Linked DNA regions of Homo sapiens: regions 1, 2, 3, 4 and 5 are each linked to region 6. Evidence: chromatin contacts called from ENCODE Hi-C or POLR2A ChIA-PET data. All regions are on one chromosome and are shown on one strand. The core of a region is the stretch at or near the end of the contact, and the rest is flanking DNA. Distances in the headings are between cores, read along the strand shown. Region 1 overlaps HBS1L (HBS1 like translational GTPase). Region 2 holds the start of HBS1L (HBS1 like translational GTPase). Region 3 holds the start of MYB (MYB proto-oncogene, transcription factor). Region 4 has its middle 17 kb from the start of MYB. Region 5 has its middle 53 kb from the start of MYB. Region 6 overlaps SGK1 (serum/glucocorticoid regulated kinase 1).

Evidence for each region. Hi-C counts contacts between places; a loop is a spot of excess contacts on that map. ChIA-PET counts read pairs that join two places held with the same protein, here RNA polymerase II (POLR2A). Pooled maps may share reads with other maps.
Region 1: a loop to region 6 is called in a pooled map, with 3 times the contacts of the local background. The contact joins two enhancer-like sites. A Hi-C loop is called at or near these places in 12 of 37 single-sample maps with no recorded cell type and 7 of 50 pooled maps. POLR2A ChIA-PET finds 5 or more read pairs at or near these places in 2 of 52 experiments (B cell and activated B cell).
Region 2: a loop to region 6 is called in a pooled map, with 2.4 times the contacts of the local background. The contact joins the promoter of HBS1L here to the enhancer-like site in region 6. A Hi-C loop is called at or near these places in 7 of 50 pooled maps. POLR2A ChIA-PET finds 5 or more read pairs at or near these places in 2 of 52 experiments (H1 and naive thymus-derived CD8-positive, alpha-beta T cell).
Region 3: a loop to region 6 is called in a map of CD8-positive, alpha-beta T cell, with 6 times the contacts of the local background. The contact joins the promoter of MYB here to the enhancer-like site in region 6. A Hi-C loop is called at or near these places in 3 of 168 maps with a recorded cell type or tissue (B cell, CD8-positive, alpha-beta T cell and naive thymus-derived CD4-positive, alpha-beta T cell), 7 of 37 single-sample maps with no recorded cell type and 13 of 50 pooled maps. POLR2A ChIA-PET finds 5 or more read pairs at or near these places in 1 of 52 experiments (GM12878).
Region 4: a loop to region 6 is called in a pooled map, with 3 times the contacts of the local background. The contact joins two enhancer-like sites. A Hi-C loop is called at or near these places in 1 of 168 maps with a recorded cell type or tissue (CD8-positive, alpha-beta T cell), 1 of 37 single-sample maps with no recorded cell type and 7 of 50 pooled maps. POLR2A ChIA-PET finds 5 or more read pairs at or near these places in 1 of 52 experiments (T-cell).
Region 5: a pooled map shows a loop between it and region 6 (2.6-fold over the local background). The contact joins two enhancer-like sites. A Hi-C loop is called at or near these places in 2 of 37 single-sample maps with no recorded cell type and 9 of 50 pooled maps. POLR2A ChIA-PET finds 5 or more read pairs at or near these places in 1 of 52 experiments (CD4-positive, alpha-beta T cell).

Annotation. Positions count from the first base shown.
Region 1 is chr6:135,012,351-135,017,076 of GRCh38, forward strand. All of the region lies in intron 4 of HBS1L (HBS1 like translational GTPase), which reads right to left. Among named protein-coding and RNA genes, the nearest start is that of MIR3662, 35 kb to the left of the region's middle. Within about 2 kb of position 2,146, at least 3 of the 41 ENCODE cell types and tissues checked have a DNase peak (open chromatin) inside an H3K27ac peak, as active enhancers do.
Region 2 is chr6:135,052,907-135,057,145 of GRCh38, forward strand. HBS1L (HBS1 like translational GTPase) reads right to left here and starts at 1,916. Exons shown (of 18, transcript NM_006620.4): 1 at 1,743-1,916. The coding sequence starts at 1,785. LOC124901405 (a long non-coding RNA gene) reads left to right here and starts at 1,987. Exons shown (of 2, transcript XR_007059775.1): 1 at 1,987-2,580. RefSeq lists an enhancer at 2,075-2,124.
Region 3 is chr6:135,178,385-135,182,880 of GRCh38, forward strand. MYB (MYB proto-oncogene, transcription factor) reads left to right here and starts at 2,924. Exons shown (of 16, transcript NM_001130173.2): 1 at 2,924-3,152. The coding sequence starts at 3,130. RefSeq lists silencers at 2,043-2,152, 2,593-2,642, 2,713-2,932, 2,993-3,042, 4,092-4,171 and 1 more.
Region 4 is chr6:135,161,585-135,166,374 of GRCh38, forward strand. No RefSeq gene overlaps it. Among named protein-coding and RNA genes, the nearest start is that of MYB, 17 kb to the right of the region's middle. RefSeq lists an enhancer at 1,782-1,851. Within about 2 kb of position 1,872, at least 3 of the 41 ENCODE cell types and tissues checked have a DNase peak (open chromatin) inside an H3K27ac peak, as active enhancers do.
Region 5 is chr6:135,126,399-135,131,148 of GRCh38, forward strand. No RefSeq gene overlaps it. Among named protein-coding and RNA genes, the nearest start is that of MYB, 53 kb to the right of the region's middle. Within about 2 kb of position 2,318, at least 3 of the 41 ENCODE cell types and tissues checked have a DNase peak (open chromatin) inside an H3K27ac peak, as active enhancers do.
Region 6 is chr6:134,234,679-134,239,421 of GRCh38, forward strand. All of the region lies in intron 2 of SGK1 (serum/glucocorticoid regulated kinase 1), which reads right to left. Among named protein-coding and RNA genes, the nearest start is that of SGK1, 81 kb to the right of the region's middle. RefSeq lists enhancers at 1,123-1,282, 1,323-1,612, 1,753-1,802. Within about 2 kb of position 1,458, at least 8 of the 41 ENCODE cell types and tissues checked have a DNase peak (open chromatin) inside an H3K27ac peak, as active enhancers do; they include B cell and GM12878, where a contact is called at or near this core.

The DNA.
Region 1 (4,726 bases), core at 896-3,395, 780 kb after region 6:
TTTAAAGTGATTACTTCTAGGGAGTGACAGTAGGCAAGAGAGAAGTTGACTTTTCAATTCAAACTTTATATACTTCTATGCTACAATGACTGTATATTATTTTTATAATAAAAATGACTTGTGCCTGTAGTATCTGATATGGTGTCTCTGCTTTCTATCTCTAGCTCCTCAAACCATGTTCTACTTCTGTCCACTAGGGTTTTCATCATCTCAGCTAATAAAATATACTCTGTAGCTCTGTACAGAAAAAATCTACTTGTAAATTTAGTCTTTAACACGACCGCAATTTACCCCTCAAGATCCACCTCTTCCTTGCAAACTCCCATAAACAGACTGAAAATCCCTGACATAAACACTCTTGTTTTCTCACATGCATGGCCATGGCTCATCTATTTCCATGTTTCATGCAAAAGCCACTACTTTCATGAAAATTATACTTTAATTTTATTGTGCCAAGATTTGTGATTATTAACAGAAGGAAGCCATGGCTTCTTGGTAATGCATGAATCACAGAGGCCAACTCCAGCAATGTATGAAGAAAGACTCTTAGATTCATTTCACAAAGATTTACTGAGAGCCTCTGAGGTAATTACCAACAGAATAAAGCACATATAAAGTTACATGCATACTTTTCATACCCTCAAAGGAGAATCCCAACAAGCTTTCCACACCAAATGCCTCCAATTCACCAGCCAGTTAGGTTAGTAGATAAGACATAGACTCTGCTGCAACACAACCTGAGTTTGAAGCCAGGCCTTGCCACTGCATGACCTCAAGTGAATCACTCAACTTTTCTCTATGCCTAGTTTCCTCGTCCATAAAATAATAGTATCTGCCTAACAAAGATGTTAGGAGAACTGAGAATTAAATGAGCCAATACATGTAAAGTACATGTAATGACTGGCACATATGAAAGCACACAGTCCGTGGGTCTCTGCCAGTCACCAAAATGCCAACTTCTTTTTCTCATGTGATACCAGGACATTTACAAACACAAATTACTCTCTACCTATCACATATTCATTCATGAAGGGAAGGCGAGAAATGCCAACTGTGTGACACTGAGCTAGGTACTGAAATAAACAGACCCAAGAATGTGGTGAGACATAAGATTAGAAAAGCAGGTAACTCATTTAGAACCATGTCTAATATTTCACTTGATCTTGAAACATAAGAGCCACTGAAGGAATTTAAGCGTTGGAGAAACATATCATACTTTTAAAACTTACTCTGACCCCAGAATAGAAAATGGATTGTGGAGGCAAGATTGAAAGGAAAGCAGTTAGAAGATTGTTGTACAAATACATGTAAGAAATTCTACAGTGATCTAAGAGCAATGGAGATAGAGAAAGGAATATTTAAGAGACTTTACTTTAAAAGATATTACAGTCAGACCTTCATATCCTTGGGTTCTGCATCCATGGATTAGACCAAACACAAATTGAAAATATTTGAAAAAATTTACAAATAAGTATTTAACTACTATTTACATAGTATTTGGTATCTAGATTACTTATAATCTAGATTCCTTTTCATGTAATGGTAATTTAAAAAAGTAATCTACAGATGATGTAGAAGTATACAGGAAGATATGCATAGGTTATATGCAAATACGATGACATTTTATATCAGGGATTTAAGCATCAGCAGATGCTTGATGGAGGGGGGTACCAGAGCCGAAACCCAAGGAAACAAGGGACAAGTGTACAAGGTAAAATCATGAATCCTTGATATCTGAATGAACAGAGGAGATGAGAGAAAGGACAGTCCTCAGATTTTCTGCCAAGAAAGAAAGGGTAGATGGTGATGCCATGAACAAACAGGAAATACCTTCCAGGAAACTAAGAGAAGTCTGCTGGTCAGAATCTTATTTCTCTTACTCCTTTCATTCAGCACAAAATTACAACAGTCCATAAAGGAACTCTGCTTCCTCCTCCTAAGCAGAAACTGTCACCAAAAATTTTATTTTATGAAAGACTGCCTAGATACGATCTTGGATCTTCAGAGTTTTTCAGGTTAAATTATAGCATGTTCTTGGCACTGAGGACACAAAGGTGAGTGACAGACTGTTTTTAGATAGCTTTCATTCTAACAGATGTGATGAACAGTACGATAAGATGAAACGAAAAAAAGAGACAGAGAAATTAAGATAAGTTTCTAGGAGACCACAACCACTGTGACTGCAGCTGAACAAGTACTATAGTACCGGAAATGAGTAAGAAGGAACAGACATGAGAGTCAATACATTAATAGAACATGGAGATTAATTAAATCTTAGGAAGGCAAAACATAGGAACCTCAATGACTGCTATGACTCTAACCTAGACACTGTTCATGAATATAGACACATTTGGTCAGAGATTCCTTTAAGACATACAGATAGAGGCCGGCTACAGTGGCTCATGCCTGTAATCCCATCACCTTGGGAGACTGAGGTGGGCAGATCACCTGAGCCCAGGAGTTCAAGACCAGCCTGGGCAACACGGAGAAACTGTCTCTACAAAAAAAAAAAAAAAAAAAAAAACCACAAAAAAATTAGCTGGGCATAGTGGTACACGCCTGTAGTCCTAGGTACTCGGGAGGCTGAGGAAGATGGATTGCTTGAGCCCGGGAGGCGGAGGTTGCAGTGAGCCAAGATCATGCCACTGTACTCCACCCTGAGCGGCAGAGCAAGACCCTGTCTCAAAAAATCAAATAAACAAAAAACAACCCAGACATACAGATAGAAATCCATAGAAAACAGTTGGATAATCAGGTTTACAGGAATGTTTACCAACATTAAAACACATGAAGCAATTCAAGACCTAGATTGCTTATCGAAAATGAAGAATGAGAAGGCAGCCAATGAAGGAACTCTTAATACTCAATAGAGAGGGAGGCTGAAAACAAGTATTTACCTTCCTCATAGAATCCTTACATAGAATTGAGATTCACATATCATACAGTTGGAGAGCCATATGTTAGAGGTCATTTGGTCTTGTCCATCATTTTACAGATGAAAATTTAAGTGAGATTCCAAAGTTCACATGGCTGATTAGTGGAGTTCTCGCTCTGGTGTTCTCTAGGTTGCTTCCACGGCACCCTCCCCTTTCCACTCTCTGTCCTCTAAATCTCAGGACCTCATGGAAGTGGTATTCCCAAGGTAACTGAAGCAGGGTGATTTTGAAGTTGAATGTATACAAAAACTGCCAACAAAGTGCCTCTAAATGTAAATATACACACACATACTGATTTATTTATTTTTCTTGGGGGACAGAGTCTCGTTCTGTTGCCCAGGCTGGAGTGCAGTAGCGTGATCTTGGCTCACTGCAACCTCTGCCTCCCGGGTTCAAGCAATTCTCCTGCCTCAGCCTCCCCAGTAGCTGGGACTACAGGCACACGCCATCACGCCCAGCTAATTGTTTTGTATTTTAGTAGACATGGGGTTTCGCTGTGTTGCCCAGGCTGGTCTTGAACTCCTGAGCTCAAGCAATCCACCCACCTCAGCCTCCCAAAGTGCTGGGATTATAGGCATGAGCTAACGAGCCCAGCCTTTTTTTTTTTTTTTTTTTCCAGACGGAGTCTTGTTCTGTTGCCCAGGCTGGAGTGCAGTGGCATGATCTCAGCTCACTGCAACCTCCGCCTTCCTGGGTTCAAGAGATTCTCCTGCCTCAGCCTCCCAAGTACCTAGGAATTACAAGTGCCTGCCACCATGCCCGGCTAATTTTTGTATTTTAGAAGAGATGCGGTTTCACCATGTTGGCCAGGCTGGTCTCGAACTCCCAACCTCAGGTGATCCGCCCACCTTGGCCTCCCAAAGTGCTGGGATTACAGGCCGGAGTCACCATGCCCAGCCCCTCTAAAAATATTAATGCTTTGTCCAGATCACGATTTTGTGAGTTTAAGTGAGGTTAACCATCATTAACATCTACTCAGATACTTCTGAATAACAGTTAATGTTAAAACCAATTATTCTGATTAGGTTTAATGTTTGCATTTCAGAATGTCCTAATATACATAGTTAAAGCCTAGCAGTTAGTTCATTTTCTGCTTAACAAAGAGAAAGTTTCCGTTTACTACAATTTTTACTTCCAATGGGGAACCTGAAGGCTAGGCTAATCTTCCTTTAATAATAAACACCTGGATACTGTCCACTTAACATTCTGTGAATGCCGATTTGGGGAGGTGAGAAAGGTATATTCAGGCTCTAAAGCATACATCACAACATGATGCTATCAACTTTAAGTCACACATGATAATCTCAAATTGCTAAAAATAATAGCTCCAGACCAAAATGATGTAACTTGCATATCAAGCCTTTATTGCATATTCTCATGTAGCATATACTGTTTTCTGTCTATATTGTAAAATATATAGTGCCTTACCTCTTCAACTAAACTAAGAGTTCCAGAAGTTTATTTTATGATATATTTTACAATATCCAGTCCAGTGCCTGGTACATATTAGGCACTGAAATATTTAATAAAATTATTTATTTATGAAGAAAAGGAACATACTCTCTAACCCAGTGATTCTCAGCTTGGGAGGAACAGGTAGATTAAAATAACAGGGACATCCTTGCTCCTCCCTTTTAAAAAGCACTGTCACTAGGAGACACTGATGCTGACAAGTGTTCTCTCATGTGTCCTGGGACAGAAAAAAAGATTTAGAACTATTTATCTGGTATAAAACTAATTTTACAGATAAAGAAGTCAGGCTCACGTAAATTAAACAATTTGTTCACACC
Region 2 (4,239 bases), core at 666-3,165, 820 kb after region 6:
TCTAATGAGGTTATATTTCTTAACAGAATTTTTAAATTATTATTCTGAGAATTCAAGAGAAAGCCTAACTGGGAAGAAGAGAAATAAACTGGACCTTAATGAGTACAACTTTTATAAACAAGAAAAGGGGATGAACCTCCTTAATGTTACAGGAACAGCTTGGTTATGATGTCACCAATTGTTTCAAAGAAGCATGACAACATGACAACCTAACCTCAAGAAGCCAAGGTGCTCCCTGAGGCCAACCACCTCTCCTCCATGAAGCATTCCTTAACGTAGAAATCCTGCTTAAATTCCCCCCAATCCATTCTGAATTAAGTGTTCTCATCTGTGTATCCCTCCCATAGCGTTTTCTCAGTACCTTTTGTAGCATTTTTCATACTCTAATAATCTGTAACTCGTATAATCTTCTCCTTTTAGACCACCCTCAAATATCTTACTTTCAGTCCTCAAAGCTTAGAACAGTACTCTAAGCACTAACTTAATGGTGGTTGAGGAAATGATAAACAACTATTAAAGAAATGAATGAATAATAAATAGGCCTATTCATGTACTTTATATTTGCAAAAATCTCTCTCAATCTAAAGTCATTTCTTAGGTGACAATGGTCCACATGCAATACCATCCACTGCAATATTTATTTAAAAGGGCCTCCATTCTAAAGTAACCACCAGAAAATTCACATGTTCTAGACGGACTGAGGTCACAGGTTCCAAATGGAGAACAGGGTGTTAGCTGCCCTCACTCTAGTTAAAGCATACTGATGTTCTATAATAATCTACTGGGGTGCCAATGACAATCACCAACATATTAAGCACTACATGTTCTGCACTTCGTAAAGCATAGTTCTTTATTCTTCTCCTGCATTAGTTCATTTTTGTTTATATTTTTAGTTTATGTGATGCTTGGTGATGCCTATAGTTATCTACTGCATGAAGAGGGATGTGCTCCTCCTAAAAATAATTCTAACTCCTGTTAACTCCTACAGAACATTCATACAGACATTTTTATTTCATTTTTTAATATCAAAAAGTCCTTTCCTATACACTCTTTCCTCTAGTACTGCCGTTTATTTACATTTCAAAATACATTTATATCAAGCATTACCAGCCAAGAACTAAGTATAAACTTCAAGATCCATCTGATCGACTCATTCTTTGGGCCTTTTTAACATGTGTCTTTTCTACCGTCTCCTAAGTTTCCACTTTGAAATTCGTTGAAAAATAAATTAGCGCAAACTGATTCTGCACTAGGTATGTATGGACATACACAAAAGGTTTACCATGTAAATCTAACACAGGTACACGTCCGTTGAATGTATTAAGTCAATCTGTGTTTTACAAATAAGCAACGTTTCATGGACATTTCTCAAAGGGGATCTGGGAGAGAGGAGCTAGAAGCAGGCACGTTAGTGCCCAACATGGGAGGAAACAATGGAAGAGGTGATAATGCTTACGTGCCTAAATATCACCGGATCTCAACCTCACCAATATCCTACCCATATGACGCTATGCAGCACCTCCCCCTCCCCAAATAAAATCAACCCCAGAGGGCAGAAATCATGACTTAAAAACGACGGCATTTGAAAGCACTAGAAGGCCTGTTATATTCCCCAACTGGGGCTCTCCCAATCCCGACAGGGCAACACTGACGAGAAACTCACAGATTGAAGTGGATGCCAACGGGCTAGGATCCCAGCTGTAGCCGGGAAAAGAACGTCCCGGCATGACCCTGCCACCTACCTTCATCGTAGTTATAGCCTCGAACATTCCGATGCCGGGCCATGACGGCGGAGAGGGCGTTTGCCACAGCCCCTTAACTCCTTCCAAAACACTCCGCTTAGATACTGATAAGGCGCCAACTGCAGCCTGGAGAACCCCTATGCGCCATCTTGGCTTCCCGCAGGCCTCTGCGCCGAGCGCCTGCGCAAGCGCGACGTCTTAGCTGTGCACCGCGCGACGGCAATGCCTCAGGGTCACTGTCCGCCTCCCTGAGGGCGCATGCGCACTGCTGTGCATGGCGGGACGAGGGGAGGGAGCGTTTGGGAGTGGCCCCACCCAAAGGTTGGGCGACGGAGGGGGATGGGGAAATCCGCCGCCTAGAATTGACTGGTTTGGACTAAATGTTGCAAGCGGGGAACCTTGAGCTACCTACGCCAGCGTTCTGGATTATTTTCCAAATTTGGTTCCTGATAATCTGAGAAAGCTATGCGCTCAGTAAGAGCAGGGACCTTGTTTTATCAAACTTTGATCTTTCATTAAGCACACAGTGGGCATTCAACAAACTTGTGTAAACTTGGAATCAGATTTAGCCCAGGCCGGTGCGGTGGCTCCTTCCTGTAATCCCAGCACTTTGGGAAGCCTAGGAGGGCGGATCGCTTGAACTCAGGTGTTCGAGACCAGCCTGAGCAACATAGCGAGGCTCCGTCTCTACAAAAAATACAAACACTAGCCGGCCCTGTGGTGCAGACCTGTAGTCCCAGCTACTGAAGAGGCTGAGGTGGGAGGATCCCCTGAGCCCAGGCGGTCGAGGCTGCAGTGAGCTGAGATCGGGCCTCTCCATTCCAGCCCGGGCGACAAAGTGAGTGAGACCTTATCTCAAAAAAAAAAAGAGTCCAAGCTTTAGAGAAGGAAATAAGGCTATTTTTAAACGGGTATATATTATTAAATTGAGACCCTGGCTATATTAGGTCACCCTGCATTCATATAATTTACGACTTCATGTATTCACTCCGTTCGGCATTACTATCCCTAGTAAACAGCGATTTGCCCTTAGCTATGTAAACGATTTTAGCTATATAGACGATATTTATCAGCATCATAAAGAAGGATTCACTGAACATTCATTGAAGACATAATTGTGTGTAACATTGCGAGTATTAAATATAGCTTTTTAGACATAGCACTGGCCTTAGGTGGTAATGCTGAATGTTGTTGATGCATGAATCTATAACCTGCTATTAAATGTCCTCATTTCTCAGAACATAAAGTTAATAATGCTATATAAGAAACCAACCTCATTATACTGAACACCACTTCAGTTTTAGCTTGTGTTTTTGAAATGATGATACTTCACATCAAAGGCAAATGTTGAGTTCTAGAGATAATTAAAAGCTTCCTCAGCTTTTTGCTATGCACAATAGAAAGAAATAAGAGTAATCCAAATTTAGTTTATATTTGTAAGTGGCTTGGAACGTAATTTATTCATGCATTTGAATGTGTTTGACTACAAAAATAGTTGTTTAATGTGGCTCCAAAATAAAAGTTTACAGAAAAATAGAGATAGTTGCTAATGTTACATGGCTTAAGTGTTTTTATTATTTTACACCCTTAGGTAATTTTTATTTTGCAGCCTGTTTCTTTGTAAAAAGGAGATAGAGACACTAACTCGCGAGCTGTGAATAATGTATCCGTATAAGAGGATTTATCACAGATCATAGTAGGTGCTTAAAAATATTGTGTTATTGGCCGGGCGCGGTGGCTGACTCCTGTGATCCCAACACTTTGGGAGGCTGAAGCAGGCGGATCATGAGGTCAAGAGATCAAGACCATTCTGGCCAACATGGTGAAACTCCCTGTCTACTAAAAATACAAAAATTAGCTAGGCATGGTGGCGCGTGCCTATAGTCCTAGCTACTCGGGAGGCTGAGGCAGGAGAATCGCTTGAACCCGGGAGGCAGAGGTTGCAGTGAGCTAAGATTGTGCCACTGCACTCCAGCCTGGAGACAGAGTGAGACTCTGCACCCCCCCAAAAAAATTGTGTTATTAAAATACAAATGGCAGCTTCCACTCCACTGTAATTGTCAATTACAAGCTTAACTACAACTCACTGAGGTATGAAGTGAATGAGTTATAGACCACATAAGCAAAGTACTACAGGAACAATGAATAAGAAAACGTTACTTCTGTCAGATAATATATAATTTGCCCTTAGGTCGTCAATAACGCACTCCTTTAAAACTCTAAATATTGCACAGCATCTACTGCATCTCAAACAGTAGAGCCTCAATGGCAAAGCCTTCACTGACTTCTTCAGAAAAAGTTAGGATTGTTCCACTCCCCTCAGGACTCTGTAAGGTGTGGGCAGGGCACCGTGGCTCACGCCTGTAATCCCAGCACTTTGGGACGCTGAGGCGGGTGGATCACCTGAGGTCAAGAGTTCCAGACCAGCCTGGCCACCATGGTGAAACCCCCATCTTCCACTAAAAATAAAAAAAAATTAGCTGTGCGTGGTGGTGGG
Region 3 (4,496 bases), core at 1,674-4,173, 950 kb after region 6:
TGCTCTGCAGACCTTCCATGAAAACTACTGTTAAAGATGCAGATTGTTAGGCCTCATCTCAAACCTACTGAATCATGGTCTCTAGGGGGACAGCCTGGGACTGTGCATCTTTCATGGGTACACCCAGCAATTCTGATACACTCGAAAGCAAGTTTGTCTAACCTGTGACCCGCAGGCTGCATATAGCCAAGGACAGCTTTGAATGCAGCCCAACGCAAATTTGTGAACTTTCTTAAAACATTATGAGTTTTTTTGTGGTATTTCTTTAAGCTCATCAGCTATCGTTAGTGTTAGTATATTTCATGTGTGGCCCTTCTTCCAATGTGGCCCAGGGAAGCCAAAAGATTGGACACTTGGGCTCTAAAGATTGAGGATCACTGCTCTAGTGTTGGCCAACTACTCTAGTGTTGGCCTGCAGACTCAATACAGCCTTTGAGCTAAAAACGGTTTTTACATTTTTAAAGGGTTGTAAAAAAAGACAAAAAGAAAGACAGACAAGGAAAGACACAGAAGAATATACAACATAGCCTACAAAGCATTTACTATCTGGTCTTTTACAAAAGAGTTTTCTGACCCCTTTCTAGTGCACTGCAAATGAAAGGCTGTACCCAAATTTAGCTCCAGTGCAGCCCTGCCACAGCTGAAATAACTGATGTAGCAAGCAGATCTTAAAAAAAAAAGTGATGAAATGTGTAAAGTTGTCATCTAAAAATACTTTTGTAATAATTATAAATGGAGAGAGAAAATGTATAAATACAAACATTCTGTAATGAGTTTAAAAATATAGTTTCATCCATACAAGAATTTTGATAACTCCATTTGATTCTGTTTTTCCATAAGCTTATCAGATAGCAATATATCCAACATTAGCCTAATAAAATTACTGCATGTGAATTCTTTATTGGACTATGCATATTCCCAAACATATTATTGTCATACAACTGAGGGAAAAATGTAAAACTATATCTGGGAAATGAAAAATTATAAATTCTCAAAATGATACATAGGAAAATGATTTACAAAGAAAAAAAGGAAAACTGAACTTAGTATCTTTCTACTTTAAAGGGGTTCAAGAACTTAGGAGTAGTTACACACCTCCTAAAATCTTGAAAAAGAGGCTATGAACTCACTTCACAAAGGGTTCAGATACTCACATTGTGTCCAAGAGACTCAGCAATTGGGAATCTTGCCAGTTAGATTCATAAAGCAATCCGAAAGCCAGAATGCAATTTCTTTAGGGGTGGTTTCTAGATGTTTATTCTAGATATTTTTAAAAGATTTTGTTTATTTTTGATGTGAAGAAAGAAAATTATTATAGAATCTAGAAATAAATATTGGCTTTAAAAGTATTAATTTGCCTTGTCCTTTGTAATTGTGATCCGAAATATCTCACAATAATTTTGTTTCAGTGTTATTTTCTTCTCAGGAGGAAAGGAATGTTAAAACCTTACTAGCAACTAACACTTGATAAAGATTTAAACTATATAACAATTTTAAAGAAAGTCTAAAACACCAGATAGTCTTGAAACCTCGCATGCTTCACCGTTTAATAAAATTATGACTCATTTTAGTAAGAACATGCTTTTTTAGTAAGAAAAAATGCTTTCTGAGCTAAGTTTGAACTGCTGGGGCACATGGGACACCCACAAACCCAGTCAGCAGAAGTCTCAAACTCCTAAAAGATTAAAGGAAAAATACATTAGTGTGTACAGAGAATGAAAAAAAAATCCCCAATGGTTCTAATCTATAAACGGAAGTAAAACTAAAACTCCCCTAAAATCCCCCCAGTCATCAATCCTTATAAATTCAGCACTTATCTTCTTCCTTTACTTCTGGAGACCCTCATTAAACAACACGAAAGCCTTTGCTGACTTTTATCTCGTAAAATAGAGCCCTCAAATGACACTAAGCAGGGATACCGACCTCCAAAATCACAAACTGTTTTACTTCTAAAACCATGCATGCAAACGTGGGGTTTCCTGAGTTCTGCTAGGGGCGGGCTGTCTGGACCCCCGTGTATTTTTTTTTTTTTTTTTTTTTTTTTTTTTTTTTTGCAGGTGTGCAATCCAGGGTGCGCGCTCTGTGCAGGGAGGGGAGCAAAGGTGTGCGGTGGGCACCGCCTGGGCCGGGCGGGGCGGGGTGGGTGGGGCCCGGGTGTGTGCTGGGGTGAGAGTGAAGGACATGTGACAATACGACGGTGGCGGCTGCAGGATCCGGGAGGGGAGTGAAAGCTCCGCTGGGGCGCTCCATTAGTGAGCGGTGATGGTTGCCGCCCACTTGTATTGAAGCGTCCTTTGTCACTAACAAGTTAAATTAGAGATGTTATTTATTTAAGAAGAAGGAAAAAAAACCCTAGCCAAACAGCCTATGAATACATATGCTCACATCCCCTACTCCTCCAACTCCTAATTTCCCCGTCTCCAGAGGGCACAGTTGTAAACCTTGACGAAAATCCAATCTTCTGTGCGGGAATTTCCCCCCACCGCTTGCCGCCCCCGCGACAGTGAGTGGGAGCTGGAGGAGCTCTGGTCCCGCTGCCCGGGAGCACGCGGAGCCGGGCGACCGCGGTGCGGCAGCCAGGGAGGAGGGGAGGCGGCGGGACTGGGCGCGGGTCGGCGCCGCCGCGACCCGGGAGCGGGGTTTGCTCAGGAAAAGGCGCCGTCGCGGCCCCCGGCCACCCCTCCCTGGCCCCGGGCTCCCTGCCCGCGCGCCTCCCGGGCCTCGCGGCGCGCTAGGCGCACCGCGGCGGCGCGAGCGCCGAATGGGAGCGGCGACCCGGCCAGCCCGGCAGCCCCGCGGGCGGCAGCCAGGGCGACCGCGGAGGCGGCGGGCAGGGCGCGTGCGCACTGCAGGGGCGCCAGATTTGGCGGGAGGGGGAGTGTCCAAAGCTCTTTGTTTGATGGCATCTCTGTTTACAGAGTTTACACTTTAATATCAACCTGTTTCCTCCTCCTCCTTCTCCTCCTCCTCCGTGACCTCCTCCTCCTCTTTCTCCTGAGAAACTTCGCCCCAGCGGTGCGGAGCGCCGCTGCGCAGCCGGGGAGGGACGCAGGCAGGCGGCGGGCAGCGGGAGGCGGCAGCCCGGTGCGGTCCCCGCGGCTCTCGGCGGAGCCCCGCGCCCGCCGCGCCATGGCCCGAAGACCCCGGCACAGGTAACGGGGAGCCGGGCGGGCGGCCGAGGGCGGGGGCGCGCGGGGGCGCGCGGGGCGCCAGGCTCCCGGGAGCAGGTGGGAATTCGTTCCGGGATCATCTGAGGGGCTGTCAGACCCTCCGAGGACCTGGAGCCCCTGCCTCGGCAGCAGAAGCCGCTCCAGAGACTGATGAATGGAAGAGTCTTTGCGGGAAATGTATCCGGACGTTGGGAAGCACGCCCTGCGGCTCATTTTGCAAGTTGCATGGGGATACATTTTTCTTTAGGGGGAAAAAGAAAGCACGTTCCAGCCGAGGGCAGAGCGGTGCCCACCAGCCCCGGGGAGCCCACCAGGTGCCTGGCTTGATGCCGCGGGTGTCGGCGAGGGATCCGCAGCGTAATTGCTGGATGCATTGAGATATGTTTGGACTTGGAAGTGCAGAGCATATGGCAGATACAGGGAAAATGCTGGATTGTTTAGTAGCTGCAGGTAGTTCATTTAAATTTCATTCATTCTTTATGGAGGCGAGGACCAGTGTCAGCTGACAGGCGGCTGAAAAGCAGATTTTAGGGGGATAAAGGGGTCTCTACTTTTGCAAATTGTCTTAAGACCTGGTTTTGGAGGTTCGAATCATTTTTCTCTGAAAGGCTTTTACTTCCACTGCAAACATTGCACGCGCACCCACACGCGCCGCCGTCGCACATGTCACTGCACTTAGGGAGGCTCGCCGGGAAGATGGGTGCAGTCCCTTCACATTTTTGGCCGGACAGATGGGAAGAGGGAGAGGAGGAGGAGGAGGGAAATCCTCGTCCGAACTGTCAGTTGCTCGTTCCCCAGTCTCCACCGGCCTCTGGACTTTCCCAGCAGCACACGCCGGGGCTCCCTGCGAGCGGCGGGTGCCAGGGCTAGCTCGGCAGCCGTCGCAGTCGCCACTCGGCTCAAGGGGACAGAGGCCGGCAGCACCCAAGGCCGCTGCCGCGCAACCGGGACGCGATCCCCGCGGGCTCTGCCCCCAGGCGAAAGGTCCCTGCGCGGCGCGCACACGTGGATGCGGCTGAGGTCGCCGCGCCTTCTCGCACCCTCCTTCAGCCGCCTTAGGTCGCCCCGGCCGAGGCGCGGTGACCGGACAGACCCTCGCGAAGGAGTTCTAAGGCGAAGTCCATGGAGGCAAAGCAAATCCATTCGCCTTTCCTTAGATTGTTTGATTTTCTCCTACTGGTTTGTTGTTGAGCCTGCGGGCGCTGGTCCCCGCGCGGCGCTGGGAAGTTGCAAAGAGCGTGGGTGGAGACCCTGCAGCAGCACCCGCGGGCTGGGCTGGGCGGGGAGCAGCGCCGGGGCTTGGTTGGGCTCTGGGGACGAGAGGGC
Region 4 (4,790 bases), core at 622-3,121, 930 kb after region 6:
GGTAAAAGACAGAAAAATTAGGCAGAGCATGAATGTGCAAAACGATGAGTCATTGATTTAAGCAAACTGGAATTAAAATTTGACCCTATCCTCTACATAAGGCTGATATTTCTTTTGGCTCAGTTGGATTTCCTTAGGTCTTCTTCCACAAGAAGCACCAAGATATGGATCTAGTAGTCTGCAAAAGTAAAGGAAGTTAGAGGGCGTGCCTGATGTCAGCCAATGGAAACACACCAGCTGATTAAGGAGGGGCATTATTTCACTTAAAAAGGGGCTCTTGCTTCTCTCTAAGGACTCAAAGGCTGATCAATTCAATGAGAAAGACAACATTGAAAGGACTTGAGTGGTGGGTAACCAGAACTAGAACTCCACAGGAGAACATCAATTGTAGTCTTTACAAATATGTGTTTAACTACAGAAAGAGTGCTTAAAGGACAGTCCAAAGAAACATCTTTGTGTATGAGTGTGAAGGAAACAGAAGATATCAGTTAAAGAAAGGACAAGAAAGGAAATGAAAAAGAGGTGTGAGATTTGTCAACCTTTTCCCTAAGCGCCCTTTCCAGTTCTCAGTGAGTGCAATATAATAACTACCCAACATGACAAAAAAACTCATCATGAAACTTCAGCCAGTGGCAAAGCAGAATGAGCAATTTCATAGAACACAACCAACAACTGACATGAGGTCTGCAACAGAACTACAAAAGGAAGACAAGTTAACTGTTAAACCTCCAACAGTTATGTTCTGCTGGGTTAGGAACAACAAAATTTAGAGGCCACATAGTCTTACATTTTATCCCAAGATGTAAATGTTTTCCTTCTATAAGCTTGCTTAGAAATTGAACACACCAAACTATAGAAGATTTTTTCCTGTAATTTGTTGTGCATTATCAGCTATTTACGTAATTACTCTAATTAAGCTAGTTACAGCAGTTCCTGTAAATATGTGAAAGATCACTGAAACATGTAATTATGTCCTTATATCATTAATTAAACTGTATCAGCTGGGAAAATTACTATAACTATGTCTGGAGGTGTCATTAGTCTGTGTAATGGAGACATAGAATTCTTTATTGAACTATAATAAAGTGTTCTGCATTAATAATACATTTAAAACACCACTTGTGATTTTTTAAAGTTCCAGATCTCAGCATAAAAGAAATATGTATCTTTTACTCCACAATGATTTGAAAAACGGACGCAGGTTTTAGGCTTTTTTTATTACCAACTTGGGTAGAAGGCAAGTTGACAAGTGGGCCCAGTTCCCTAGTGGCCATTCTTGGCATTGCAGCAGGAGCGGCAGCATCAAGCCCTGGGCTCTTCCTCCTGGAAGAGGCTCAGCCAAAGCTCATGCTGGGAGAACTTCCCTGCTTCCCATGCTGAACCCGCCCCAACTGTTCCCTCCTAGGTTCTCATGCACCCACGAACCAACCTCTTTTCTCATCGTTTATATGTAAATAGATGTCCGAATGCCCCTAGCCAAAATATTAGATTAATAATAGTAAGAAAAGGAGTAGAAAAACTTCAAAGTAGTACATTTTTTAAAATAGAATTTCAGGCTGGGCATGGCGGCTCACGCTGGTAATCCCAGATACTCAGGAGGCTGAGGTGGGAAGATTACTTGAGCCCAGGAGGTCGAGGCTGCAGACAGTCATGATTACACCACTGTACTCCAGCTTGGGTGACAAAATGAGATGCTGTCTCAAAAAAAAAAAAAAAAAAAAAAAAAGAAAGAAAGAAATTTAGACATCATGAATATGATAAGTGCAGCTGAGAATCCAGTCTTTCATGCCTTCAAATCAGTCAGTTTCTGTCTCCTTCTGAGGCTGGCCCTGCAGTCAGCACTTGGAGATACCTCAAGCCTTATACCAGGAGGCAGCACCCTGATTCAGTCAAGAAAAAACGCAGATCGCTCTGCCAGGGGATGGCATACCGTGGCCACAGACACTCTTATTGGTTCAAAGGATGCTCAATATGAAGAAAAAGGTGCCTAGGACTGAAAAGATGAGGGGATCCCCAGAACTTCAGAAAGACACACAGGAAACCCCCTCCTTCAGAAAATAACAAACAGAGAAAGCTTTCAGTTCTTCAAGTGCAAAAAATAAAAGCTTATGACTAGAATTCTGATTCTCTTTAGTTTAATGTGTATTTCTGGGGAGAGGAAAAGATTAACGTTCTTATACCAAAATCTTACACAAGGTTTCATCTTTTTTTGGAAATCAACAACTACATTTTAAAAGCAAATTCTTTGAACTAGAAGTTTCTGACTTTTAGCAGAAAACTACACGATTTAATTTTTAATAATTATAAAATACAATACTTAGATTTGTCTCCAATCTTTGTATGTAGCAAATAACATACTTGACTATGGTTCCATCAAATTCACATTTATGGATGAAATAGTTGTTTAGAACTAGATTTAAATTAGTTGAACTTCTTTCAGCTTCATTCTGTAAGGCAGAATTAGGTTGATTCTACAAAATGGCACATAATAAGACACGAGTGACTCCTCACTTTTTGGGTCCAACAGTAACTTCATGAATCTAATGACTGCTATGGAAACTCTCGCCTTTAAAAAACGAAAACTTGAATATATTCATTGTATTTTACATAAAATTTTGTCTCCTAAAGTCTACTCACAGACCTAAAATATACATTGAATTTTTAATTTGTATGAGTGTTTTCTATCAGGAGCACTGAAGTAGAGTGAGAACTTAATTAAAAACGTTTATTTATTTATTTGTTTATTTATTTATTTAGATGGAGTCTCGCTCTGTTGCCCAGGCTGGAGTGCAGCGGCGTGATCTCGGCTCACTGCAAACTCCACCTCCCAGGTTCAAGCTATTCTCCTGCCTCAGCCTCCCGAGTAGCTGGAATTACAGGTGTGCGCCATCATGCCTGGCTAATTTTTGTATTTTTAGCAGAGACGGGGTTTCACCATGTTGGCCAGGTTGGTCTTGAACTCCTGACCTCAAGTAATCTGCCCACCTCAGCCTCCCAGAGTGCTGAGATTACAGGAATGAGTCACCGCGCCCAGCCTAAAAACTTTTAAGGAAAGAAAATCATGGCAGATAATCACATGCCACATAGAATACTGGCAATATTTTAATGTACACACTGGTCAGGAAATTAGACCAACTTTTAGTACACAAACACTGCAAATATTGCTACTTCTACTTCCCATCCTTCCTTCCTTCAATTAATTTTCATATAGGTTCAGAATGTTCATTTTATGTATATATACATACTTTTATGTATACATATATATACACATATACTATTACATATATATATATACACACATATACTATTTTATATATATTTCTATTTCCTAACATATTCCTGAGGTAACACTGTCTTTCCGATCCTGCAGGGTTGCCATCACTGACTCCCAGGTGATGCAGCCTCTGCAGATCTATCCGCTGGCTCCAGATTGTCAGCTTCTGTCTTTAGTTCTGAATTCCCCCACCTTCAGGAGTTATCTGGTATTCTCAAAGAGAAGGGTGGCTAAGAAGGGAGGTTTCTTTCCAAAAACTCCCCTTAGGCAAGGCAGGCAGAACTGTGAAGAGAAAACAGAAAATAGGAGAGCTTGTTCTTGTTTTCTGAATCCCAAAGAACGTCACCCCCAATGCTGTCACTCACTAAATGGAGCATCTCAGGAGGAGAGATGCTGCAGCCAGTCTCAGAGGAAGGATCTCAGTCTCCTGGACATATCTGTTGCTTTCTTTCACTTGGTGATAGACAAGCCACGATCTCATTTCAAAGCCTTCAGTTAGGCTATGGGATGCTACCTTCAAAATCAAGCTTCTCTTAGATCTATATAGAGGTGGAACACAACATGAAGATTGGATATCTAATATTGGCCTGAGGTTTTCTTTGTTCTGGGAAGTAATCACTGGAGCGACTCTCTTGGTATGACATGCATGGCTGCAGAGTTCCTCCCAGGAGACTGGACAGTCAATGGAGTCCCTCATGCCACAATGGATTCACTCATCTCTTTTAGGTGAGTAGTTGCTCTCAGAGAGCAGTTCAAGAGGCCTTGGCATGATTGTTTACAGTAAGGAAAACAAGAATCTATTTTTTAAAAAACTTTTAGGTTCACAGGTACGCGTGCAGGTTTATATAGGTAAACTTGGGTCATGGGGGTTTGTTGTACAGATTATTTCATCACCCATGTACTAAGCCTAGTACCCAATAGTTATTTTTTCTGCTCCTCTTCCTCCTCCAGCCCTCCACCTTCAGGTAGGTCCCAGTGTGTATCGTTCCCCTTTATGTGTCCATGTGTTCTAATCATTTAGCTCCTGCTTAAAAGTGAGAACATGTGATATTTGGTTTTCTGTTTCTATGTTAGTTTGTTAAGGATAATGCCCTCCAGTTCCATCCATGTCCCTGCAAAGGACATACTCTCATTCTTTTTTATGGCCACATAGTATTCCATGGTGTATATGTACCACATGGAAAATAAGAATCTAATACTACAATTCTTAAAGACTTCGATGATAGCCAAAAAACTATATGTCTTTGAAGAAATTATTTTTAAAAAGCACTTTATAACATGTTGAATATAACATGCATTTATGAGTACTATATTTATTAGAGAGGCAGAGCAAAACTGAAAAAGTCCTCTTTCCAAGGCTACCAAATGCAATACACTTGCTAAGATTTATCACCTACCTAATGAGGTTAATTGAGATTTTTTTACTCCAGAGTCTCATGTGGGCCTATTCTTGACCAAACCCCCGCTCAAAAACTAATGTACACCAAGAGGTAATGGTTACAAATGGATCAATGTG
Region 5 (4,750 bases), core at 1,068-3,567, 890 kb after region 6:
TGTGCATTCCCTTCAATGGCCGGGTCCAACCAGACGCTGGTTGACCACAGTCAAGACATCATAGAAGTGAGTGTTCAGCGCTTGCTGCTGTAAATGCCACAAGACAGCTGAAAAACTCTGAAGACAAAAGACATAAGCTCTTGGGAGCTCTATGGCCCTGCCCATCACCTGGGACACCCGAGGACCCATTCTGGCCAATGTAGGGCAAGATTATATCCCCCTTTTACTACTGCGGCTGGTGCTGTATGGAAAGTGCCACTTCCTGACTGGAGGCCAACAAACCTAAGCCATTATAGCAACTCAAAACAGAACAACCCTGTCCCAAAGAAGGAGAAAACAACAGCTAATTCCACTGCCTGCAACACTCTGGCTAACCAGAGGTCCTGAGTCCATCCACATGACAACTTCACTGCTAGCATAACTAGCATTCAAGAAAACCAGCACACTAAACAAAACTACACCAAGGACTCCCAGAGTACACTTCACTCCCCTGCGACCTCTACTAGAGCAGGTGCTGGTATCCACAGCTGGGAGACTGAAGACAGATCACATCACAGGACTCTTTGCAGACACTCTTCAGCACCAGCCTGAAGGCCAGTAGTGCTACTGGGTGGCTAGGCCCAGGAGGGCAATAACAATCACTGCAGTCTGGCTTTCAGGAAGCCCTATCCCTAGGAGAAGGGGGAGGGGACCATATTAAGGGATCATCATGTGGGACAAAAGAATCTGAGCAGCAGCGCTTGAGTTCCAGATCTTTCTGCTGAAACAGTCCACCTAAATGAGAAGGAACCAGAAAAGTAATTCTGGTAATATGATGAAACAAGGTTCTATAACACCACCAAAAGATCACACTAGCTCTCCAACAATGGATCCAAACCAAGAAGAAATCTCTGAATTGTCAGATAAAGAATTCAGAAGGTCGATTATTAAGCTACTCAATGATACATCAGAGAAAGGTGAAAACCAACTTAAAGAAATTTAGGCCAGGTGCGGTGGTTCACGTCTCTAATCCCAGCACTTTGGGAGGCTGAGGTGGGCAAATCACCTGAGGTCAGGAGTTTGAGACCAGCCTGACCAACATGGAGAAACACCGACTCTACTAAAAATACAAAATTAGCTGGGCGTAGTGGCGCATGCTTGTAATTCCAGCTACTTGGGAGGCTGAGGCAGGAGAATCACTTGAACCCAGGAGGCAGAGGTTGCGGTGAACTGAGATCATGCCTTTGCACACCAGCCCGGGCAACAAGAGCAGAACTCCTTCTCAAATAATAATAATAATAATAATAATAATAATAATAATAATAATGGCATTTGCAGCAACCTGGATGGAGTTGAAGACCATTATTCTAAGTGAAGTAACTCAGAAATGGCAAACCAAACATCATATGTTCTCACTCATATGTGGGAGCTAAGCTATGAGGACTTAAGGCATAAGAATGATAGAATGGATTCTAGGGACTTGGGGGGAAGGATGGGAGAGGGGTAGGGGATAAAAGACTACACATTGGGTACAGTGTCCACTGCTCAGGTGATGGGTGCACCAAAATCTCAGAAATCACCACTAAAGAACTTATCCATGTAACCAAACACCACCTGTCCCCCAAAATTATTGAAATAATAAAAAATTTTTTAAAAATTTAAAAAAGAACTGAGTGCTTAACAGACAGACGATTGTGCTGCATGGAAGCCAAGGAATTCAATCCATTATGAGAGTGTTTATTTCTGGATTTATTAAGTTAAGGTGTCAGTTCTGACCATTATCCTTTATACAGAAGTTGCTTGGAAGTGGATCAAATAAGAAAGCAGAGAAAAAGAAAAAAAAAGTCCTGAAAGAACCCTAAATTAAATTAGAGGGTGATTATAATGGAAATATTAGATCTTTTATTTTATAATCACACATTATCTTTATCACAAAATATGAATTCTCGAGCCTTGTGAGTAACTTAGCATGTGTTGACCAAAGAGGGTTAGAAACCATTCCAGGAACAATTACCTGGAACAAAGAACTGAGCTTGTAGTAGCCCAGGGTGGCAGGGTGGGGGTTACTATACACATGTTCTATGAGGAGGGAGGCATAGAGAGATGAAGTGGAAAGAAATAAAGTAAAAAGCATCTTTTATATTTGTAAGTGGCTGATTTTTCTTTCCAAATTTCACTGCCAGCACTAAATTTACTATAAGCCAAGACTTCAAAGTCAACCTTAATTGTTTTAAAGAGAATGAAAAAGAAACAGGAAGAGAAATGACATCTTTTCACATCCTGAACAAGCCAGTTTTGACATTGATAGGGAAAGGGGGTTGATTCATAATAGGTCAGATGTGATGGGAAGCCAATAGTGAGACATTAGTTCCATTTGTGGTTTGGCTGTGAACTGCCAGGCTGCAGAGTGTGAGAGTGAGCCGCAGGCCCCGATTCTCGCCTTTTCCTCTTGTAATATAAAATGTCCTCATCTGTGGGACAAAAGTAGATGCATTTTAAAAACAGGGTTAAGAGTTTAAGGGAAGAAGGATATACATGCATCTCTTTATGTCTGAGAACAAGGAAAGTTACACCCATCATTGGAAGGCCTTTCTGAGAAGGTGACATTTGAGTTGAGCTCCAAATGACCAAAAAAAAAAAAAAAAAAGATATTTGAAGATCTCAAGGACAGTGTAGGAGACAGAGAGACCAGGCAGAGCCAAAAACAAATATGTCCCTCAAACACATACAAAAAAACTTTGCTGAGGGAGCAGCAACTAGTTTCTAGGTTTGAGAATATCTAGAAGAATCCAGGCTCCAACAATACAGCTCAGATTGTTCCTGTGGCTGTGAAGCCACAGCTGCCGTAGCCGCTGTAGCTAAAGAGGAAGGAGCCACCATGTAGGGCTGTGACTGACAGAGACCACTGGACCTGCACACTGGCTTGACTGGCCTTGTGGAGATTCTGGTTTTCCTAGCAGCTGCCCAGAGGGCCAGCTAATGCAGCTCTTACAGGTGGTGGAGTTCCAACTCCATAGGTCTACTTTGACCTATGAAAGAAAGGAGACAGGAAGGAGCCGACAGATGAATAGCTTGCTCTTCCTCCTTTCTGAGGGCCTGTTTCTAGATGTTTTCATACAGCCTTGGAGCAGTTCTGTGAGACCAAGTGATCAGGAAGACGGGCCAGCAGCGCAATGCACCCTCTGTATTTGCTCTCCCTCCTCTCCTGTCTTACATTCCTTTTCCCCTCTCTTGCCTCCTGGGATTGCACTCCCTAATAAAAAATTAACACAGAAGCTTTTGCCTTAGGCAGTTTTCCAAGGAACCTATTCAAAGACACATGCATTAATTCATTTCATCCTCACAGAAAGCTCATGAGGCAGGTACTCCTTTTTTGTTTTTTTTGTTTTGTTTTTTTTTTTGAGACAGAGTCTCAAGCCCACACGGTCGCCCAGGCTGGAGTGTAATGGCGCAATCTCACCTCACTGCAACCTCCACCTCCAGGTTCACACGATTCTCCTGCCTCAGCCTCTCGAGTAGCTGGGATTACAGGCAAAAACACCACCATACCCAGCTAATTTTTTGTATTTTTATTAGAGACAGGGTTTCACTATGTTGGCCAGATTGGTCTCAAACTCCTGACCTCATGATCCACCCGCCTCAGCCTCCCAAAGTGCTGGGATTACAGGCATGTAATCTGAGACAGGTACTCTTAATATCCCCATGATATAGGGAAAGAAACTTAGCACAACAGTTGTGCAACTTACCCAGAGTCCTGCAAGTGCTAAGTGGGCCAGCTGAACTGCAAACCCAGGTGATCTAGCTCCATAGCCTCTATATTGTACATCATGTAGACTCAGGCCACTCTCACAGTATAGGGGCTACATTCAAGATGGTCCTGCAGATGCTTTGACTTCGTAAATGAGCCTAGTATTCTCAGGGAGTGCTGCCCGCCTGTCCCTACCTTTTGGGAGAAAGGTCATGAAGTAAATTGTTATGACTCCTTGGCCCACATCGCTGGACTCGTTGCATTGGAAGGGACCTGGCCTGCATAAGTGTCGAATCTCTATCAGTGGTACCATTAACCTCTTAACAAACATCTATTCTGTGTGGAGTACTGTTTCAGGTTCTAAGCATTTCAACTAATCAGAGATGGCCATGATACTTACCCTCGAGAGTTAGGGAAACAGCAAATACAGAAAAACAGGCTAGGGCTAGGCACAAAATTGTCTTGTGCACCAAATTTAAGGTTGTGGGGGGTGTGTCATAAAAAACAAAGTCATCCAGGGAAATAATATTCTAATGAATAATTTTAGAAATCTGAATTAACACACAAAAAATCATGATGAACAAAATATTAAAATTTTAAATGCAGGTAAGATCAGTATCAGTGCCTTCCCAAACCATATTGGAGCCTGAGGCAAAAAGAATAATCAGAGGTACCCACTCCTCTCCCTAGTCCCGCCCTGTAGGAAGGAATCAATAATTCAAGATGCATATGTCCATTTCTTTGGCCCTCAGGGCCACACTCAATCCCAGAATAGAATCAAGACTCTCTTTTAATAACTTCAGTATTAAACTTCATTCGGATGCTTTATATAGCACTAAAATGGACAATTACCATCCATTCCCAGCATGATACTCTCCCACAGCCATCGTGTGGGCATAAAATAATATTCAGAATTGAAATAATCTAATTAACCTTATCTTTAAAAATGGGATAAACCACTATTTTCTTATCGATTTTTAAAAATCTTTGAGTTAAATAAGAAGTAGGATTACAGGTGACTGA
Region 6 (4,743 bases), core at 208-2,707:
CCAGTCTGGCCAACATGGTGAAACCCCATCTCCACTAAAAATACAAAATTAGCCAGGTGTGGTGATGCATGCCTGTAATCCCAGCTACTCAGGAGGCTGAGGCAGGAGAATGGCTTGAACCTGGGAGGTGGAGGTTGCAGTGAGTTGAGATTGCGCCATTGCACTCCATTCTGGGCAACAAGAGTGAAACTCCATCTTATAAATAGATAAATAAATAAGACTAATTGGAAAACTTGGAAATTATTTAGAAGACAGCTCCAAGGATGGCAAAATGAGTCAAGTATTGGAAAAAAAGACCAATGAGGAGAGGCAAACAAGACATAATTAATTTTCTTGAAGAGAAGACCAAATGACAATTGAAGAAGACAGTCTATGAATTTATAGAGAGCTTTATATACAGACAGGGTTGGTTATCATCGCTGAGTATAAAACAAGGGAAACAGGCTTGGTGTGTAGCATAATGGCTTTGTTCGACACAGTAAAGCTAACTAAATGTCAAAATAAGATGCAGGTGGAGGTTGAGCAGTCTTTTCTAAAGCCATGAATAATAAGATAGCAGCTTCTTTGTATGGCTCTGACTGAAGGTGAGAGATGTGCTATGTAAGCTTTCACATCGCTTCCAGGGCTAAGATTCAGGTCCTTGGGGAATATCTTCCTGAATTCAGGGAGTTAATGCCAACTCTGAAATCAAATTACTGGAACATAGTAAAGAAAGCGGGGGGAGGAAGCAACTAGAATCAAGATGAAAATGTAACTTCAAACCCTGTTTAGAAAAAAATAATGAGATTACTTTAAAATAATAAAATTTATTATTAAAAATTTAGAGAAGTTTTGACAAGGAGGAAGTGGAAAAAATAGATATTTTTATTTATTTATTTATTTATTTATTTATTTATTTATTTATTTATTTTTGAGACAGTTTCCCTCCTGTTGCCCAGGCTGCAGGGCAATGGCACGAGCTCGGCTCACTGCAACCTCCACCTCCAGGGTTCAAGTGATTCTCCTGCCTCAGCCTCTCGAGTAGCTGGGACTACAGGCATGCACCACCATGCCTGGCTAATTTTTTTTGTATTTTTGGTAGAGAAGGGGTTTCACCATTTTGGCCAGGCTGGTCTCAAACTCCTGACCTCAGGTGATCCTCTCTCCTCGGTCTCCCAAAGTGCTGGGATTATAGGTGTGAGCCGCCGCACCTGGCCATAGATATTTTAGATAAGGAACAAGATCAAGCATTAAACTGTGAACAAGGTATTTCTAATTAACTAATTTTTTTTTTCAAACACAGCCTTAGGAAACGTGACTCCAACCATGGAGAGTTTAGGTCAGCCCTGATTTTGAGGCCACATGCTCCATCCTCACAGGTGGGTGAGGTCCCTTAGTTGGTATTGTTTGATGATTCTATTAGTTCTTGACTTTTCTGTATATATTTTAATGTACAGTAAAGGGATTGTAGTATTGGCAGGTTTGTCCCAAAATAGACTGTGAGTCAGTTATGAAGGAGGGGGATTCCAGGAACTAGAATTTAAGAGTGAGGAAGTTAAACACAAATTTACATATGACTCAGTACTAACACATTTTACATAATATTGGGTACTTTCTCTTCCTGTAATTGCCTCTATGCTTCATTTGTTGTTTTCACCAATAGCCCTAAATAAGTGGTTTTAAAAAACATTAAGGGAGGCTGGTAGATCACGCCTGTAAGCACTTTTGGGAAGCTGAGGTGGGCGAATTGCTTGAGCCCAGGAGTTCAAGACCAGCCTGGGCAAGATGGCGAAACTCCGTCTCTACAAAAAATACAAAAATTAGCTGGGCATGGTGACACGTGCCTGTAGCCCCAGCTACTTGGGAGGCTGAGATGGGAGGATCACCTGAGTCTTTGAGGTTGAGGCTGCAAAGAACAACAATCTCCCCACTGCACTCCAGCCTGGATGACAGACCGAGACTCTATCTCAAAAATAAATAAGTAAATAATGAATTTTAAACACACACACACACAGACCCACACACAACCATTAAGGGATGACTAATTTGGGGTGTCTTGCCAGCAATTCAAATGTCTAAAATAGCCTTATTCTAGCATTGAATGTTAAAGCCTTTTTCTTTAGACAGACTAATTGCAGAATGAAATGGTTTGCTACCTGTTGAGCTCCAATTCTCCCCTTCTCAAAAAATCAAGAGGCTATGAACTCGCAAGTGTTAATGGGATTCAGATAGAAGCCATCACTGCTATTTTAAATTTTCCTGTGTCTCCCACTAACATTATATCCAAACATCAAAACATCCACAACAATCATCCCCAAGGTTGCTGCTGTATTATTTATAAATGAACACATTGTTGGGTGAATACATTCCACTTTTGAAATTAATTTTCTTTTTCTTTTTCTTTTTTTTTTTTTTGAGATGGGGTCTCACTCCGTCACCCAGTTTGGAATGCAGTGGCGCGATCTCAGCTCACTGCAACCTCTGCCTCTGGGGCTCAAGCGATCCTCCTACCTTAGCCTCCCAAACAGCTAGGACTGCTGGCACATGCCACCATGCCCGGCTAATTTTTTTGCATTTTTGGTAGAGACAGGATTTCACCATGTTGCCCAGGCTGGTCTCAAACTCCTGAGCCCAGGTGATCTACCCACTCTGGCCTCCCAACGTGCTAAGATTACAGTCATGAGCCACTGTGCCTGGCCTGAAATTAATTTTCACTGGTTTATTTTCATAAAATAACGCTGGACACAGTGGCTCATGCCTGTAATCCCAGCACTTTGGGAGGCCAAGGCAGGCAGATCACTTGAGGTCAGGAGTTTGAGACCAGCCTGGCCAACATGGTGAAACCCCATCTTTATGAAAAATACAAAAAATTAGCCAGGCGTGGTGGCATGCGCCTGTGATCCCAGCTACTCAGGAGGCAGAGGGAGGAGAATCGCTTGAACCCGGGAAGGCAGAGGTTGCAGTGAGCCAAGATCGTGCCACTGCACTCCAGCCTGAGTGACAGTGAGGCTCTGTCTGAAAAACTAATAAATAAATAATATTTTCATAAAATAAACTCAATTTCAGTTACATACAGTTTTTTAGGAAAGTGCTTTTCTTTTGTAGCTTTGTTTTTTCCGTCCTATTGCATAGTCTGGCTTCACTGAAATAGCTTTCCACCAAAATATTCTCTTCTCTCAAGCAATAGTATACTGAAGAGAACAAGTAAGTTATTTATTTGCAAGCCCATAGGATTTAAATTAGAATAAACTTGTCCTTGAGAATAATATACTCTAAATAATTCATATGAGTCACAAAATTTTATACCAGAAAAAGTGTGTAAAAAACATCTTATTCCCCAATATTATGATTCCCTCAGTTTGTATGACTTAATAATTCTTTTTTTAGAGTATAATTGTTCCAGAGTTCAGAAATTTTTAAAAGAGATTATCTGTATCTCTGGGAAAAGATTGACTTCCAGCTGGAAAGATAATCTTTTCTTCCATTTTCCCACCTTTTGCATCAGAAAAGTAAACAACCGATTTCCTGACTAAATACACCTGGATTATTTCTCAAGAGAGCAAGAAATGGGTTGATTTATGCATTAGAAAAGTGACCATAAGGTCGTGGAGAATCAATGACTTTAGATGTAGGAAGGATCTTGGAAATCTAGTTCAACTCCCTCATAAATGACAAGGATTAGATATAAAAAGTGCTTTTAAGAGGCCTATTAGCATCAGGAATGAGGTAAGTCCCTTTTCAGCATTAATTACAGTAACTGCTGTATAAAGAAAGGGGATTCTGGCAACTGCTCTCCACATGGCAGAAATTCAGGACAGACTTGAAATCAAAGAAGTAGGGGCTAAAGTCTAATGAACTGACATAAAACTTTTTTTAATTGGAACTAAAGAATATTAATTCTCTCACATGATTCCCAAAGTCAGTGTTTTTTTTTTTAATTCTCTCGAAACTTTCATGCATCAAAAGATGGTTCCAACATACAAGCATGGAAATAATTAGTGCTTTTAATTAGTACAACTGGGAAATAAGGCATACCAGCCTTAATAAGGGTCTCCAATGTGGAACACATTAAAGTAAAAACAATTTTTTCCTAATATCAAAGTGCATTCTACCGACTAACAGAAAATGAGTTACTCTGCAAAATGGAGAGTATAATCGGATTCAGAACAAGTTCAAAGTATTAAGAAAGGAGATGCCATGAACTGTGGGACTTGAGAATTAGATCGTCTCAGACGGCCACCAATCTATTTTTCAGAACACACTATCCATATCGTAGGGTTTAACTATTAAACTGTAAATATTCTAAAATACTTCATAATGCCTATTTTGTGAATCAGAATTGAAGATGAAAATGGTCAAATATATTAGAAGCATGCTAAACAGCATTTCAGAACAGTCTAACAGCTGAACGCATACTTGGCAAGAAGAGAGCTGCTGTCACATTACCTCAGACCAACAGTAGCAAGCACATCTGGAATCCTAATGATCCCAGGAGCTTTTGGGCATTTGAAGGACAGCCATCTGGTGCAAAGGAAGTCTGGACAAAGTGTCCCACCCAACAGAAAGAACCTCATTGTGCTGCTATGAAAAGCAGCTGGCCCCACTTCCCTCTGATAATACACCACCTTCTCAACTGGTGAGTGATCAAGAGAAATCCATTATGTGCACAAAGTGCTCACTAGCTGACCTGGATCTAAAACCATGACAACCTGGCAGATAAGACGCAGTCAGAGATATATTTGTGAAATAAATCCCTTTTTGAAA